2 separate regions of the Homo sapiens genome follow, and region 1 is linked to region 2. Evidence: chromatin loops called from intact Hi-C (ENCODE). Cell type or tissue: IMR-90. All regions are shown on one strand. Each heading gives the region's core, and the rest is flanking DNA. Links, peaks and the distances in the headings are about the cores only. Region 1 overlaps MALT1 (MALT1 paracaspase). Region 2 overlaps ALPK2 (alpha kinase 2).

Region 1 (5,380 bases), core at 95-5,094, 140 kb after region 2:
AATATTTGTAGAAAACCCTATTACTTCTCCACTTATTTCTCATTATTTTAGCATCATTACTAGTTTGCTTAGTGTCATACTCATATTGCATTAGCAAACATCTATTATTGTGAATGCCATTGGGCTGTGCTGACTGTATATAAGCAAACTAGACACAGCAGAAAGTCCCCATTACCTGTGCGTCATTCTCCTTGCTGTAGTGTCCTCAAATTCACATAAAGCCTCAATGAGACCTGCCTCAAGTAGGTCTTGAACTGTCAAAAACCATCCTAGTAATTGTTTCTCTTACTGGGGGAGAATAGGGGGTCTGGATAGAATCCCCTTTCCTAAATTAGTCTGTTAATTCTTGCTTTTCTTTAATGAACATTATGAAAAGTTATTTCAGAAAAACTTTTGTAAATAGCCACCACTAAGATTCTAAAATTTTCCTGGCCCTTTGAGTTTTTCCTCATTTCCCACAATTCAGGGAGTACCAAAAATTTAGGTTTAAAAGAAGAATGTTGTATAGGGAAAGCTTTTAATAGGCTTCAGTGGCATGTATTTGACCAGTAGTACAAAGTTATCTCCCGACAGTAGTGGACACACAACTGATGAACTACATCTTTCCCTACATGGTGCTTCAGGTGCGGGGCGGGATTTTATTTTATGTATACTAGAGGGTGAAAGCATAGAATCCAGAAGGAGACTCCCTAAGTTAGTATCCAGATTTGCTACTTACTAGCTTCATAACTTTGGGCAAGTGACTTTAATCTCTCTCTGCCTTAATTTCCTTATCTATATAATGGGGTTAATAATAGTAGGCACCTCATAGGGTAGAGTGAGGTTTCATTAGATCTGTTATATATAAAGCATATAGAACGGTGCCAGCTGAGGCATCAGGAAATGGTAACTACTGCTACTTCCTATTGTGAACACCACCATCGTTTTTTTCCATTCAAGAGTGTTTTTATTAAAAATCTGAAGAGTAGAAACTATATTCTGTAAGTGATGCTGCTGATGTTATATACTTTTCATGTATCTTTAACTCTGGAAATATACCATGGATCTTACATGTTTTGCTTTTTTATCTTTGTATAGATAATAAAGAGCAAACAACTGACCAGCCTTTGGGTGAGTAGAACTTTAAAATGCATTATCAAAGTATAATTATTGTGTATAACTCCAGAAGGAATTTAAGACATTTTAATTTGGTTTTTTAAAGAAATGTGAATAACATTGGGACCAAATGTTTTATTTTTTTGTATCTGTAAAAGAAGGTTTAGAAGAGGAGGCTTAAAAATGATTACAAATTCAGTTTCTAGGGTCAAGTCAACTTCTGTGGAGTGATTTGTGTGTTTCTCACGATATGCAAACAGACATGCGTACAAAAAGAAACATGTACATGCTGCATAGTTAGCATAGAGGAGGAAGTGGTTAGTGCTGTCTCTTGGTGAGGGATAGAAATCACAAAGGCTGCAGTAGCTTTAGCGTTTGCTCCCCTGTCTTCTCCAATGGAAAGAGAAAAGAATTTAGGATAAAATGTAAACGAACAGTTGCATTTGAAGAATGCCTGGGACAAGAAAATGTAAGGGAGAAAACTTTAGCAGATAAAAGTTTAGCAGATTAACATTTAAAGATGGTAAAAATAGCTAACAGCTTGATGCTGGCAGAAGCCAGATAAAATATGTCTAAAATTTGTCCATTGGATTCAGCTACTGAAGATGTGATTGGTGGCTTTGAGTGGAATGTTGAAAGTGCCTAATATGTGTCAGTTACTGAGTTATGCTGGGAATTTAAACATGGATACAATGTATAAAATAGTGGAAAAAGAAAGATTCAGAAGTGAACAAATGAAGACAGTACATATTAATTTGTTGGAAAGAAAGAGTGGTTTGAAATTAACTAGATAGGGCATATATTCAAAGTGTTTTGGTAGGAGGGGAAAATGTGAGGATATTTACATTTGGAAAGGAAGTATCTGTTGAGACTGTGTAGATTAGAGTGATCCATCAAAGAGAGGACAATTTATAGAGCAAGTTCCTAGAAGAGATGATAGGGATTTGGGCCAAGGTGAAAACAAGAGAAATTGGCTTTAATCAGAATGTTGAAACCTCTTTTGAGATTAAAAAGAAGGAGAGATTGGTGAACAGATAGATTTATTGGGAAGCTGAGGACATTTTTAGTTTATGTTTTTTGTTTCTAAGTAATTAGGCGTAGTAATATGCTTAAAAGATTGAGGAAAAGGCTGGGCATGGTGGCTCACACCTGTAGTCCCAGCACTTTGTGAGGCCGAGGCAGGCAGGATCACCTGGGGTCAGAAGATTGAGATCAGCCTAACCAACATGGAGAAACCCCGTCTCTACTAAAAATACAAAAATTAGCTGGGCATTGTGGTGCATGCCTGTAATCCCAGCTACGTAGGAGGCTGAGGCAGAAGAATCTCTTGAACCCGAGAGGTGGAGGTTGTGGTGAGCTGAGATCGTGCCATTGCACTTCAGCTGGGCAACGAGAGTGAAACTCTGTCTCAAAAAAAAAAAAAAAGATTGAGGGAAAAAGAGTAAAGTAAGGCTGAATATAGATCTTATTCTATGGCAGAGGCTTAGAGGCTAAAGAAAATGGAAGCAAGGTCTTACAAGTCTGATCTACAAGTGAATGTGTATTGAGAGTCCAACTAAGACTTTTAAAGAGTAAGAATTTATAATGGTTCAGATCAGTTGTGTGCTTTTTCTGTAGCAGATCTCAGCTTTAAAATAGAGAAGATAGGCTGGGTGTGGTGGTACACGCCTGTAATCCCAGCTACTCGGGAAGCTGAGGCACGAGAATCACTTGAACCCAGGAGGCGGAGGTTGCAGTGAGTGGAGATTGTGCCACTGCACTCCAGCCTGGGCGACAGAGTAAGACTCTTGTCTCAAAAAAAAAAAAAAAAAAAAAGAAACCTGCTATGTTTCATTCATAGTGGTAAGTTTTCATGTATTCCAGCTCCATGATCTTTTCTTTAGATCCTCCAGACAGACCTCACTGATTAAGAAATACCTATTAAAATAGTGTTCTGAACAAAGGCATAGCCATCATATTCTGTAGAGAGGAGCATACATATGTCTTAGGTACACAAAATGACAAGATCCAAATGTAACTGGGTTAGTTGCTGAAGATGGTTTAATCACAAATATGCATTTAATAGTAATGCTAATAAACTAAGTGTTTTCACCTAGTGAAATGTTTAATTTAACCCTGAGATGTAGGTATTTTTCCTCATTTTTAGTAGATGAAAATTTAAAACTGTAAGTGTTTAATAAAACTTGCTCAGGATTATACAATGTAGTAGTTGAGACAGGATTGAAACCCATCTATCTCTCATTCCATAGCCTCCGTTAGCTCCATTATGCCAGGTATTCTTTCTCAAACATGTCCCAATTGAAAGAATAACAAGATAAATGGAATATCAGGTCAACTTCTATCATTGAAGTTCACTAAACATTTATCTAATGTTTCATCTGTGCTTTATGACAGGCATCCCCCACCCCCAGGCTGTGGACCAGAACTGGTCTGTGGCCTGTTAGGAACTGAGACACACAGCAGGAGGCGAGTGAGCGAGCATTACCACCTGAGCTCTGCCTCCTGTCAGATCAGCAGCGGCATTTGATTCTCATAGGAGTGTGAACCCTATTGTGCACTCCTTAGGAGAATCTAACTAATGCCTGATGATCTGAGATGGAACAATTTCATCTCAAAACCACCCCTCCCCTGACACCGTCCATGGAAAAATTGTCTTCCACAAAACTGGTCCCTGGTGCCAGAAAGGTTGGGGACCGCTGCTTAATGAAACAAGAGAACAAGCCTTGGTTTGTGAATTCAAGGCTTTGGATACTAATAGGAGGCAGACATTAAATGAATAATATAGTACATGCTACATGCCTAGTAGAAATATGTAAAGAATCTAGAAATTGTTCATAGAAGATGGTGATCAGATTAGTCGAGGAGAGTTAGAGAGGGCTTTACCTAAGAGGCAAAGCCAAGGTGAGGATTTTCAAGGACGAATTGGGAGCTCTCAAGGGGATAAAATGAAAATATATGGGATGAGAGTTCATTCAGAAATGAAGGAGAGGGAAAAAAGGGTGAAGACATGGTAAGAATGGAGGCATGAAATAGATGGTGTGGGTGAGGAACAAAGTTCAGTATTGCTAGAAGGTAGAAAACTAGGGAAGGAGTGGCTGGAGGCTATACTGGTAATGTAGTTATTTATTGCTGAATAACACTGCAAAATTTACTAGCTTAAGAACAGCATCAGTTTTATTATCTCTCATTGTTCTGTGGGTTGGACTGGGTTTAGCAGGTGGTTCTGCTGGTCTTTCTTGGGGTCTCTCATGCAACTGCAGTCAGATGAGGCTGGGACTGCCACATTCAAGATGGCTTTGCTTACATACCTGGCACCTTAGTGGGGGTTGGTGAAAGACTGTGAAGACTGAAAAAATCTCCCTCCCTCTCTCTCTCTCTTTCTCTTCCTCTTACTCTGTCTCTCTGTCTCTCCCTCTCCTTGTCTGTCTCTCTCTGTCCTCCCCTCCTCTTCCCGCCCCCAACTTCTTTCTCTTCGTTTCCCTCTCCCTCTTTCCTTTGGTTCCTTCTCCCTCCCTGAGTGGTCTCTCCATGTAGCTGTTTTCTTTATGTCGGGCTGGATCTCCAAAGTGGAAACTGTCAGAGCTTTTAAGGGCTTAGACCCTGAACTGGCAGAGGGGTCACACATATTATGTTGCTCAAAGAAAGTCGTGATACAGCCCAGATTCACAGGTGGGGGTGACTGTACTACACAAGGGCAAGGATACTGTGGTTTGCTGGGGGCTACCTGCTACCACATCTGGAAAGATAGGCATGGACTAGAATGCAAATGGCCTTGAATGCCAAACTACATCACCAGTCTAACCCCCAGCCACTCCTTCCCTAGTCCTCTACCTTCCAGCAATACTGAGCTGCCTGTTCCTCACCCACACCATCAAACTGGGACTTTATTTTGTAGGACATGGAGAGTCATTAAAAGATTTAATACATGTGATTTTTAAATAAATACTTAATAGCATTTACTATATGCCAGCTCCTTTTCTAGGTGCTTCTGAATATTAACTCTATTTAGAAAAGTAACATAATAATCAGAATTATTAGACATGGGATTAATGATATAACACCAGTTTTTGAAGAATATATTACATTAAACTTTGGAAGACGTTTAGGATCATGAGTTAAAATGTCTTTCTGAAGTGGCTTCATTATTCTTTTGCTGAATCCACTGGCATTTTTGTTTCACTTTTCCAATAAATTGTTTGTGTTCAAGAAGTTGTGGGTAGCTCTTACAGTAAATATTTTTCTACAGAAAAACTCTTTCATTTATGTTATCACTTGAAAACCATTA
Region 2 (5,380 bases), core at 237-5,236:
TAGTTTTCTAGTACAAAATTGGGAAAAAGGGGAATACAAAGTATAGTAAAAATAACAGACAAATAAGTTTTCTTAGGTATTTATTTACAAAACTCAAATCTTGCCCATATTACAGCGTAAGTCCAAAGCTCATTTGGGACCCTTTGAAACTGAAAATATCATTAAAAATATAAGTTATGTATCAAGCACAACATCTTTTGTGCATTGATTATTCCTATAAATTTAATTCCATCTCTTTACACTCCCAAATCAGTAATAAGGGAAAACAAATTTATTTCTTGGCAGCTTTTTTTCTCTTAGCCTCTTTTATACTCTGTTTTAAACAAAATAAGACAAACATCCAATCAAAAACATCCCACCAGTGAGGCAACAGTTAATCTGCCTGCTTTCCCTAGCATCACAAAAAAAGTGAAGTCTACAAGTCTTTCAGACACACTGAAGTCTTTCATTCATACCACAAATTCTGATTAAAGCCAAGACCTATCATTTTCAAAGCACTTCCCTGCAAATGACTAAAAACAATGTTTTTTTCCCCCTTCTTCCTTTAAAGGCTACACCCAAAACATTTGCTTGAGAAACTTTCTGAATAGTGGCATTGCCTGGTAAAACACATGCAGCAGACAAAATATCAGATTTCTTTTTCCAGCTGTCCAGAATCCCATTAGTGCCTCTTAACTTCTATCAGTCTTTTGCTATAATTAGGATGGCTTAGGGTTTATCTGGGCCTTTTTTTCAAAACCAGATTTCCTTCCGAGCAGCAGCAGCTGTCATGCACAAGTACCCTGATGGTGTTGGGAAACTTATTTTGATTTACATTATGGTATAGCAATTGTGAATGTGAAGTAAAGGAAGAGACACACACACACACACACACACACACACACACACACACGGTTCTTTTTATCTCGTAATTTCTTTAAAAGAAAAGTCTTACCTGAGGAGGATCACTCCAGTCTGGAACCTGGCTTGTTTCAAATAGAGTATTAACTTGCATGCCTTCTCCCTTGCAATTTGTGTTGCCTTCTTTGGAGACTGAGTCTGTTGAAGTTTGAAGGGTTTTTGCTTCTTGCTCTGCCTGGGTTGAAATAGCACATTCTCTTGCATCAGCATGGGAACTCCGACCAGTCGCTGCTGCTGTGGTGTGAGAAGTCTCTCTTTTATCACTCTGGGTTAGTGGGGGCTCAGCAGATTCTTTGGCAGAGCAGAGATGAAGGGTACCTTCTGTTGTACTTTCTCTCAGGTTGGCATTCGGCTTCTTGGGATTTCCCTTCATTCCCGGCTGCCTCACCCTGGCAGATTTCCTTGAACCCCTCTTGCTCCATAAGTCCTTTCCCCCCACTCTCTTGTCAGCTGCCGTCTCCCAACACTGGCTCATCCCTGAGTTTTCTGACTCACCAGACAAGAGCTTCATCTCTGTCTCTCTTACTGATTCATCCATGTTGAGCAGATTGTCACTGGCAAATTCCTCTCTTGCTTGGTGGCTGTCTCTGGTTTCTCCTTGAATTCCTGGATAATCATTTTCAGCAGCCTCGGGAGCAGTGGGGAGTTTATATCTCCCCTGTTCTGTCACTGAAGACGTTCCATCCTGGTGAGGTCCCAAAATGAGAGTCATCCCTGTTTGTGGGGATGAGGGACCGTGCTTGGAGACTCTGCTGCTCCTCACCCCAACTTCTTGGGGTTGTGAGTGATGACCACAGAAGCCAGCAGTGGCAACCATAGGCCCAGCGTCACCCGACACCCGAGACCCACAACCCATTCCACTGAGGAAATGCTCACACCCACCCAGGCAATGCTCACCGAATTCCATCTCTTCGTCATCGCTTTCTAATAAAAAAACATGCTCAGTCCCCAGCAGGTTCCTTTGCCAAACTGCATTAGAGTAATCCGTCATAACATCAGAACATTCCAGATACTCCAGGTCATCATCTGAAAACTCCTCGGTGTAGGTTAGGGTTATCTCTGGGCAAAGTTCATAGTCACTGTCAGAGTCTTCACTGGAAAGCTGTGGGCTGGGTTGTTTGTTGGCCACGGCACTGTCACCTGGGTAAATGTGTGCAGTTGCCTCAGATAGCGGGAGGCTGAAGCTAATGTATTTCTGTACTTTGGGATTTTGCTGACTAGAGCGTAAGCCTTCATCATGAGGACCATCATTGTTCAGGTCACCATCCGTGAACTTTGATGCCATGGAATGCACTGTCTTGTGGCAACATCTGTCTTGTTTTTCATAAATATGACTTGAATTAAGAAAAAGCAACCCATTTGCAATTTCTTCTGTGTTACTTGGATCATAAGCCTCTCCAGTGTGCCTTGTTCCTTTAACACCCAAAGGATTTTCAGAACTGGACACACTAATGTCAAGATTGCCCAATGACTGGAGGGAGAGTGAATGGTTGGATTTGGAGGGGGAGGAGTCAGCTGACCTGGGAGTGCCCGGGGAGATGCTTTCTTCTTCCTTATAAGGATGTTCCTTCTCATCAATCTGATTTGCCCTTTCTTCTTCATGTGTCCCTGTTTCATGTTTCCAACCCCTGTCCCTGTCATCTTCCAGGTTAGGAGACAATTGTGGGTTCTCTGATGAGCACTCAACCTCAACGGAAGCAGAACAACAGATCATTCCAAAAGAGTTTTTAGCCGAGATTTGATAGACAGCAGCATCATTTTTGGTACAGCTAGGATGAAGAGAATATATAGATAAGTTTGCCACATTTGGACATGCATGCCAACATTTTCACACCATGGCACACAGAGAAAATGACCATCATTTTACTGCATGTTCAAGGAGATCTGTGATCTCCCTGGAAAAGAGTTTGTGGCCAAAGGCAACTGACCTCTGGGCTCCGGTGCCCCTAGTGCTGAGAATCCTAGGCAATCAGCATCCTCCCTTGAAACTTTCCTCAACGCTGCCTCAAATGGAAAATGCTGAGGATTGCACCATGACAGTTTACAAATGCCATGGCAGGGTCAGGACATTACCTTATATGGTCTAAGAGGGGGAGAAACCCTCAGTTCCAAGAATTGCCCACCCCTTTCTTGGAAAACTCATGAATAATTCCACCCCTTATTTAGCATATCATCAAGAAACAATCATAAAAATGAGCAACCAGCAGCCCTCAAGGCTGCTCTGCCTATGGAGCAGCCATTCTTTTATTCCTTCACTTTCTTAATAAACTTGTTTTCACTTTAAAAAAAAAAAAAGAATAAAATGCTGAGAATTACTTAGATGAATGGGGAAAATGTTTTATATTCTAATTTTTTCTTCTTGCCTTTTACATCATTTTTATGTTACGGGAATTTGAAAAAGCATTTTTCTAGAGTGAGACATTGTACACAAATAAGTAAAATACAATTCTTCATGTACTGGAATGGCATAGAGAACCCTCAAATCTTTTGAAGACCTTGCTAAGAGGGTGTCATTCTTGCTAGAGGCCGTAAAGATAATACCATGATAGGACTACGTATATGAAGGACAGTGCTGTTTCCTTTTTAATTGAATGTGACTAAAAGTCTAAACCACAGCCCGTGAGCTCCACTGGCTGGAAACCCATGTCCACAGGCCATTCTGACTCACATAGATCAAGCCAGGTTTTCAGCTTTGGCCCAGCAGGGGAGGAACAGAATGCTGGATGGAACGAAGCCTGCTCTCTCAGTTCAGGATGGACGCTGCTCCTGTGGCTCCTCCCATCATTGTTCAGCATCACAAGGAGCCTGCAGCCTGACATACTTTACTGGGTCCTTTCCCACTGGAACTCTTCTCCAGACACTGCAATCCCAGTAAAAACTTGTTACCTGTGTTTTGTATGTTGCACCCTTATTAATCTCATTTGACCGCATTGTAATTGTAATATTGCTGACCTCACTATAAGTATCAGCCAGCCCAGAAGTCAACAATCATTTTTAGAAGGCAGGAGCTGTGGGTCTGGCTTGGTCTGAGAGGCAATGCTTAGGTCTTTATTCACTGTTCTTTGTGTGAAATACACACAAATATCTAACCCAGGAAGGGTCAGTGTGAGACACAGATATAATATGGTCATCCTTTCTCTTCCCCACTGAAGGGACCCCTTGCCTCCACAATCCTATATGTCCTCATAAACCCTCAAGTGTTGAGTCCCAGCTCACATATGTCTCATTTTCAGAAGGCAAAGACATCTAATCCCAATTTCAATAATGTCTTGTTGAGTTGGCAATCTGGCTCTTGGGTAGAAGCCATTCAGGAGCGGCTGAGATTGGCCAAGCTTGACCCATGGCTGATACTGGGCTTTGCCTTGGCCAAGAGCACACATAGAATAAAATTTAAGGCAACTTTCTGGAGAAAACAATACCTGCGCTCCTGTCTATTTCACTAAGTTATTCTGACTTTGCAAAGAAGAAATGTTATACCAGACGAATTCTTCAAGAAGGGGGCAGTACCGAGACAAAGATATCTCTGGTGCTGAAGAATCATGCAGAAGAATCATCAGAGAACTCTGTTTAAAATTCTTGAATCAGAATCCCTAGGTCAAGGGCCTGAGAATCTGCTTTTAAAGATCTCAAAGCCATTCTGATGCAAATTGTCCTTGGCCTACCCTTGGAGACAGCCTCATCCTCATCACTGTCAATCAGGCTTAGGGCTCCGCCATTCAAGCGGACTCTTCTCAGATGAAGAAAAATGTCTATTGCTGCAGTTTCATGTCATCCAGATTGTTGGCGAAAAAAAAAAAAAACTGTGAAATATTTAAAGAGATTTACTTTGAGCCAAATATGAGTGACCATGGCTGGGGCACATCCTCAAGGGGTCCTGAGAACAAGTGCCCGAGGTAGTCAGTTTTACAGTTTGGTTTTATACATTTTAGGGAGACAGAAGTTACAGGCAAAGCATAAATCAATACGTATAAGGTGTACGTTGATTCAGCCCAGAAAGATGGGACATTTTGAAGTGGGGGGTGGGGGCAAGATTATAGGTCATAGGTAGATTCCAAGATTTTCTGATTGGTAATTGGTCAGAAGAGTTAAGCTTTCCCTAAAGAGTTGAAGCCAGCAGAAAGAAATTGTTGAGTTAAGATAAGTGGGTTGTGGAAGCCAAGGTTCTTGTATGTAGAGGCAGCCCCTAAGTAGCAGGCTTCAGAGGGAATAAATGGTAAATGTCCTCTCTGGACCTTAGAAGGTGTCAGATTCTCTCCTGAATCGGGAAAAGACCTGGAAAGGGAAGGAGAATCACTACAGAATGCAGATTTCCTCCCACAAGAGTATGGCTTTGCAGGGCCATTTAAAAATATATCAAAGAAATATATTTTTAGAGTCAAATACTCTGATTTTCTTTAGGACCTGCTCTTTGTGATGTGATGCTATACCAGAATCAGGTTGGAGTTGGGTATCTTCCTGCTACAGAGTCTGCTGTGAGTCT

Evidence for each region. Peaks named below come from ENCODE experiments on the same cell type or tissue, not always from the same donor. Only the 100,000 strongest peaks of a DNase experiment are listed, where the experiment ranks them.
Region 1: a loop joins it to region 2, with 2.1 times the contacts of the local background. A loop is called at or near these places in 1 of 110 quality-filtered maps.

What each region holds. Positions count from the first base shown.
Region 1 is chr18:58,714,858-58,720,237 of GRCh38, forward strand. It overlaps MALT1 (MALT1 paracaspase), which reads left to right. Exons shown (of 17, transcript NM_006785.4): 9 at 1,078-1,110. The region is part of intron 1 of LOC105372146 (a long non-coding RNA gene); the gene reads right to left. Among named protein-coding and RNA genes, the nearest start is that of MALT1-AS1, 46 kb to the left of the region's middle. In IMR-90, for the core only: no CTCF peak of the experiment used is centred there; no DNase peak of the experiment used is centred there; H3K27ac peaks cover 144 bases.
Region 2 is chr18:58,577,880-58,583,259 of GRCh38, forward strand. ALPK2 (alpha kinase 2) reads right to left here. Exons shown (of 13, transcript NM_052947.4): 4 at 935-2,669. Among named protein-coding and RNA genes, the nearest start is that of SNORA108, 20 kb to the right of the region's middle. RefSeq lists enhancers at 1,668-2,215, 3,752-4,252. In IMR-90, for the core only: CTCF peaks have their summits at 2,906 and 3,570; DNase peaks (open chromatin) are centred at 1,122, 1,382, 1,802, 3,592 and 1 weaker place; H3K4me3 peaks cover 2,393 bases; H3K27ac peaks cover 3,975 bases.